2 separate regions of the Homo sapiens genome follow, and region 1 is linked to region 2. The links are chromatin contacts, found by Hi-C or POLR2A ChIA-PET in ENCODE. All regions are on one chromosome and are shown on one strand. The core of a region is the stretch at or near the end of the contact, and the rest is flanking DNA. Distances in the headings are between cores, read along the strand shown. Region 1 overlaps ANKRD13A (ankyrin repeat domain 13A). Region 2 overlaps GLTP (glycolipid transfer protein).

The links. A loop is a pair of places that touch in the nucleus more often than their neighbours do. ChIA-PET counts read pairs that join two places held with the same protein, here RNA polymerase II (POLR2A). Pooled maps may share reads with other maps.
Region 1: POLR2A ChIA-PET joins it to region 2 with 10 read pairs in Panc1. The contact joins two enhancer-like sites. A Hi-C loop is called at or near these places in 2 of 168 maps with a recorded cell type or tissue (B cell and naive thymus-derived CD4-positive, alpha-beta T cell) and 9 of 50 pooled maps. POLR2A ChIA-PET finds 5 or more read pairs at or near these places in 6 of 52 experiments (AG04449, GM12878, OCI-LY7 and 3 more).

The regions. Positions count from the first base shown.
Region 1 is chr12:110,023,236-110,026,110 of GRCh38, forward strand. It overlaps ANKRD13A (ankyrin repeat domain 13A), which reads left to right. Exons shown (of 15, transcript NM_033121.2): 7 at 811-877; 8 at 2,507-2,588. Among named protein-coding and RNA genes, the nearest start is that of C12orf76, 24 kb to the right of the region's middle. RefSeq lists enhancers at 1-36, 1,699-1,768. Within about 2 kb of position 1,341, at least 13 of the 41 ENCODE cell types and tissues checked have a DNase peak (open chromatin) inside an H3K27ac peak, as active enhancers do.
Region 2 is chr12:109,870,776-109,873,475 of GRCh38, forward strand. All of the region lies in intron 1 of GLTP (glycolipid transfer protein), which reads right to left. Among named protein-coding and RNA genes, the nearest start is that of GLTP, 8.4 kb to the right of the region's middle. Within about 2 kb of position 1,370, at least 6 of the 41 ENCODE cell types and tissues checked have a DNase peak (open chromatin) inside an H3K27ac peak, as active enhancers do.

The DNA.
Region 1 (2,875 bases), core at 91-2,590, 150 kb after region 2:
CCCAGGGCAAGCTGCTTTGAAAAAGAATCAGAGCCTCCTGGCTGCTTTTGGTTCCTAAATACATTTTTTTTCAGGAGTATGTTGAGTTGAATAACTGAGATTTTGGGCATATTACCAATGCTGCATCTGCCACTGGAATGCTGGGCTACTTTAAAAGGAGTTCCACAGAGATGGAATTAACAGCTGGGCTAAAAAAATCTGTTTTTCACATCCTTTGCCCTGCTGCACCAAACCTGCCCAAACATGTGACTCAGCTATTTTGCAGACCTAATGGCATCTCCAAGCAGCTCACCACAGTGATGAGTTCCTGGCCCACCTGCTCTTTTGTAAGGAGCAGGATGGTCTGTGCCTCATTGTTCTAAGAATTCCTCGAGTGAGATGTGGCTACTTGTGGAGATCCCACCATTGACATGCATGTCCCCAGTTAAGATGACCCAGATAAATGCTCTGACCTGGTTACCACCTTGTGGCAAGCCCTTGGATGCTGGTCATCTTCAGTCACTTCTTTGGGACTGCTGTCCAATAAATGTCACCACCTTTGTCCTCAATGCTGGCAGTTTTGTAAAGAAGCCAAGATTGGAGGCTTTCTATGCCTGGGGTGAGGCAAATTGATTAATAACTGTGGGAGGAGGGTGGAGGGTGCATAAGCCATCTGTCATTGCTAACCGCCTCCTGTGGACAATAGGACCATGATTTCCAAGTGTCCTTCACTAACTTAAGCTGGGGGGGAAAAAAACTATAAAGGCTACAGATATAAATCTGAATGGCATATTGTACATGTAGAAATTTGTGGTGTTCACTTTTTATCAGAACTAAATCCGGATTCTGGGGCTGGAGGACAGATAAAGCAGAAGTTGTTAATGGTTACGAAGCAAAGGTAAAAGGAAACTCTTAAAATAAGATTTAATATAGCTATTTAGCTTCTATGCAAATGAGGAATCTGTTCCCATTTTTTTCATGCATCTGTGCCATGGAGATGCTCTGGGGAATGAGAACTGTCTAATGTGTCTCTCACTTGGATGTTTGATTTTGTCTTATTTGACTTTCAGAAAATGGGATAGCATGCCCTGAGGAGGTCTGTAGCTATGCTAAAGAGAAACAATATGGTAGAGAAATGAGTACAGGTACCAGTTGTTCTGGTAGGAATGACAAGCTAGTCATTCCCTTAATTATTTAAAAAAAAAAAAGGAAGAGGAAGGATTAGACTTCACATGTGTTCAAATGTTGTGTAGTAGCTTTTGAGTCTCTTTTTTGTTAAATCAGCTTAATTGTAATCAGCAGGCGCACAGCCCATTTGCATGACATCAGTGCATTTAAAACATAGTTGTAATAGTGGAGACGATTGTTGATCCAGTCATCTGGCATTTTGTCAGCTGGAAAGCTGTTTCCTGGCCTTTCAGTCCCTCAGTACAACAGGGATTGATGGCTTTTGGTGTTGGAGCCCAGTGCTGCAGGGTCCTCTGGTGGCCTCTGAGTGAGCAAAGAAAGGCTTACGTCATGCTCAGCAAGATACATTTAGAAGCACTTGTCATAGTGCTGAGTGTGTTTTCTGCAGCTTTGAATGTTGGGGCTCCTCACGTGGCATATAGAGAGAATTCTTTGTTAACTGTTATGTTTGATTTTCTAGACCACCATATTCCCCAGTTATCCTTGATAACAGAGCATTTGCTCTGGCAGTTACAATAATTTTTGTCAGTGCACAGAATGCCTTTTAAATAGTGACTTGCTGGTTTTCTCTACAGCTCATAAGTCTATAGAGAACCTTGTGTTCATACCTTTCTCTTCTGCCCAGCAGATGGCTGTCTGAGTCATACTAGTATTACAAGACTACCAGCGGAGGCTGGGTGCAGTGGCTCACGCCTGTAATCCCAGCACTTTGGGAGGCCCAAGTAGGCAGATCACTTGAGGCCAGGATTTTGAGACCAGCCTGGCCAACATGGTGAAACCCCGTCTCTACTAAAAATACGAAAATTAACCAGTCATAGTAGCACATGCCTGTAATCCCAGCTACTCTGGAGGCTGAGGCACGAGAATCGCTTGAACCCAGGAGGCGGAGGCTGCAGTGAGCAGAGATCACGCCACTGCACTCCAGCCTGGGCAACAGAGGGAGACTCTGTCTCAAAAAAAAAAAAAAAAAAAATTACCAACAGAAGTACAGGATCCTGGTTTGGGTACCTTAGTTTAATAGAAACCCAGGTGGAAACCTAGATTGCAGGGCATTTGTTTGAGACTATTTAGCCACAGCAGGGCAAGCAGGAAGATGCAGCCTGTCACTGCTAACTCCTTAGTATTAAAACTGTCAAACATGGGAGGTAACTGCTGATGCATTTTTCAGTTGATAGTTTATATACTTTCTCTGAAGGATCCTAATGATAGTTAACCATTTCTCATTTTTATTTTGCTGGATTGTTTTCTGTTTTTTGCTTCAGCATTCTTGCTTTTGCTGTGCTTACTTTTGGAGTTTTGATTCCCTGTGTCACTGTTTTCTTTCGCATACACCTCTCAGGTTTACACAGTAAACAATGTGAATGTGATCACCAAAATACGCACAGAACATCTGACCGAGGAGGAAAAAAAGAGATATAAAGGTAATCACCACCACCCTCCCACCTCCTGTTTTGTTGTTATTTTTTAAGCCTAGAGGGAACTCTTTGTTGGCTCTGTTAAGTTTAGGGTTAATGTGATTGGGTTGTGTTAAGCCTAACCCTAACTTCTTCTCTCTCTCTCTCTTTTTTTTTTTTTTTGAGGCAAAGTCTCGCCCTGTCACCCAGGCTGGAGTGCAGTGGCACGACCTTGGCTCACTGCAACCTCTGCCTCCTGGGTTCAAGTGATTCTCCTGCCTCAGCCTCCTGAGTAGCTGGGATTACAAGCACCC
Region 2 (2,700 bases), core at 120-2,619:
GAGTGAAGTAAGGAACTTGGAGGAACAGCAAGGCAGAAAATGAATCATTTCTGAACACAGGGGAAGTGTGAGTCGACTGCCTAACTGCCAGGGTGGAAAGCAGAGGCTTCTAGAAGACCCTGGAGAGGGCTGATCCACTGCAATGACTTTGAAAAGCTCAGATACAGTTAACACTCTAGCAAGAACCACAAAAAAGGCCTCCATATAAGTACCACTGTAAGTACGTAATAAAAGGAGTTAACATTCACTCTGGCAGGTTTTTACTGAAACAATGAAACCTAAGACTAGGACCCAACATTTCCATTCTTTTTTTTTTTTTTTTTTTTTTCTGAGACGGACTCTCGCTCTGTCCCAGGCTGGAGTAGTGGCGTGATCTCGACTCACTGTAACCTCCGCCTCCTGGGTCAAGCGATTCTCCTGCCTCAGCCTTCAGAGTAGCTGGGATTACAGGATTGCGCCACCACACCTGGCCAATTTTTTTTTGTATTTTTAGTAGAGACAGGGTTTTACCATGTTGGCCAGGCTGGTCTCAAACTCCTGACCTCGTGATCTACCCGCTTCGGCCCCCCAAAGTGTTGGGATTACAGGCATGAGCCACTGCGCCCGGCCCCAATATTTCCATTCTAAGAAGCTCATTGAAATAATCACATTGTCATGCCAGCCGGGAACTTCCTATCATTTCCCCTCCTCCCCTACAAGGGACATTTCTGCCCTAGAGACGACTTCCAACGTCTTCCTGTTTCCTGATGTGGTGTTGGTCTCCCCTGTTACAGGGCTAGACCTGCTGTAAAGTCCTGTGGACCACTTCCTACCTTCATGACCTGATCAAATCGCTTCACCTCCCTGCACATTGGTTTCCTCTTCTGGAAAATGGTGCCAAATTCCTCCTAAGTTCATCATGAGGATTAGAAATGAGTTACTGCCTAATTCAATGGCATATCCTGGGAGCCACTCAAAATAGAGATGATGCTAGTTATGATCACGGTCATACGTTATATTTTATAAAGCCCTTTGTCATGAATTCCTCCCATTCCTTTTCACGTGGATATAGGCTGGGCGCCCATGCTGCAGAAGCCCATTGGTGGGTCCTGGGAGGGCCTGACTTCTGCCCCAAGGGATTCACAGTGGAGGGCTGTCCCTCCAAGCATCCCTGTGCAGCAGAGGAGGGGCAAGATGAGTTAGCAAGCAACTGTAGTCTCTCCCCTCCTACTCAATCCTCGTCCTTCTGGCAGCAGAGAGGCCAAACCTCAGGCTCTGACCTCAAGGGCCAGATTTTTCTGAACACAAAGATCTAATCACCACCATCCCAGGACCGGGTGGGCGGGTGCCACTGGTCTGTATGTACTCTGGCCTTTGGACATTATAAAGGAGGCTGCTGGAGCAATTGTCAGACTTAAGCAGCCATGCAGCTGGCTCTGTGCCCTGGCAGTCATTCACCAAGTCAGGCATTGATTTTGGTGCTCCTGCCTGGACTCACCACATCTTTCCAAAGGTAGGATGGATGGCCCTAGACCTTTAGGAAGTGGGCCTTTTGCCACACAGCTGTTGGGAAACGGAGCTGCCAAAAAGAAGCCACCTCGGGGCCTCTCAAGCTCAGGCTGGCTCAGATGGATGCCAGTCTCCGTGTTTCCTTCCACTCATCTGTCCACGGTGTTCAGGGCATGGATGTCAGAGGAAGAGAATCAGACTCAAAGTGACTTCTCCCCTCTGAGCCTCAAAAACAGCCGACTCATGGGCTGTTACACACATGGACAGAAAAACACAATAGGGCCCTCCATAGCCCTCCTTCCAGATTGTTCTCTGGCCAGGTGGGATCAAGAGTGGGACCCACCAGCACGGCACCAGCACACAGCAGGTGTTCCTGAAGGCTAAAAAAGCCTCACTTACTACTTGCAAATGCATCTCCGAAGTCTGCCAGCAGTTTCAAAATTGTACAGCCATTGCAGAAAGTGTCTCTCTGGCTTCTTCCTCCAACAAGACATTATTTGTTTCATCTTCTCAGGGTCCCTCCCAGGCACACAATCTAAATCACATTCCACTAGAATCCAGCTCTCAACAGTCAATCAAAATGATAACTCACCTGCTATATTAGGAGGGTTAATACAGTTTCTTGTCTTTCTTGGGATATTCTTCACCAACCTTGTCCAACCCGCAGACCGCAGGCTGCATGTGGCCCAGGACCGCTTTGAATGTGGCCCAATACAAATTCATAAACTTTCTTAAAACATTATGAGATTTGAGTTTTGTTTTGTTTTGTTTTGGTTTTTAGCTCCTCAGCTATCATTAGCGTTAGTGTATTTCATGTGTGGCCCAAGACAATTCTTCCAGTGTGGCCCTGGGAATCCAAAAAATTGTACACCCCTGTTCTATACAAAACCAAAAATAAACAGGTATTAGCATTAACTTTAAATTTAAAAAAAAAAAAGCAGAAAATATTGTAAGGCTGTGGTAGGTGGTCCCAAATCTCAGAGGATGCTTGTTGCAGTGGGGGAGCTTCTAACTCACAGATCAAGGGGTACAGGTGGGGCTGGTTCCCAGTTAGCCTGATGTCCCAGATGAAGGAAAAGCCAGAGCTGAGGCTGGGCGCGGTAGCTCACGCCTGTAATCCCAGCACTTTGGGAGGCTGACGTGGGTGGATCATGAGGTCAGGAGTTCAAGACCAGCCTAGCCAGCATGGTGAAACCCTGTCTCTAGTGAAAA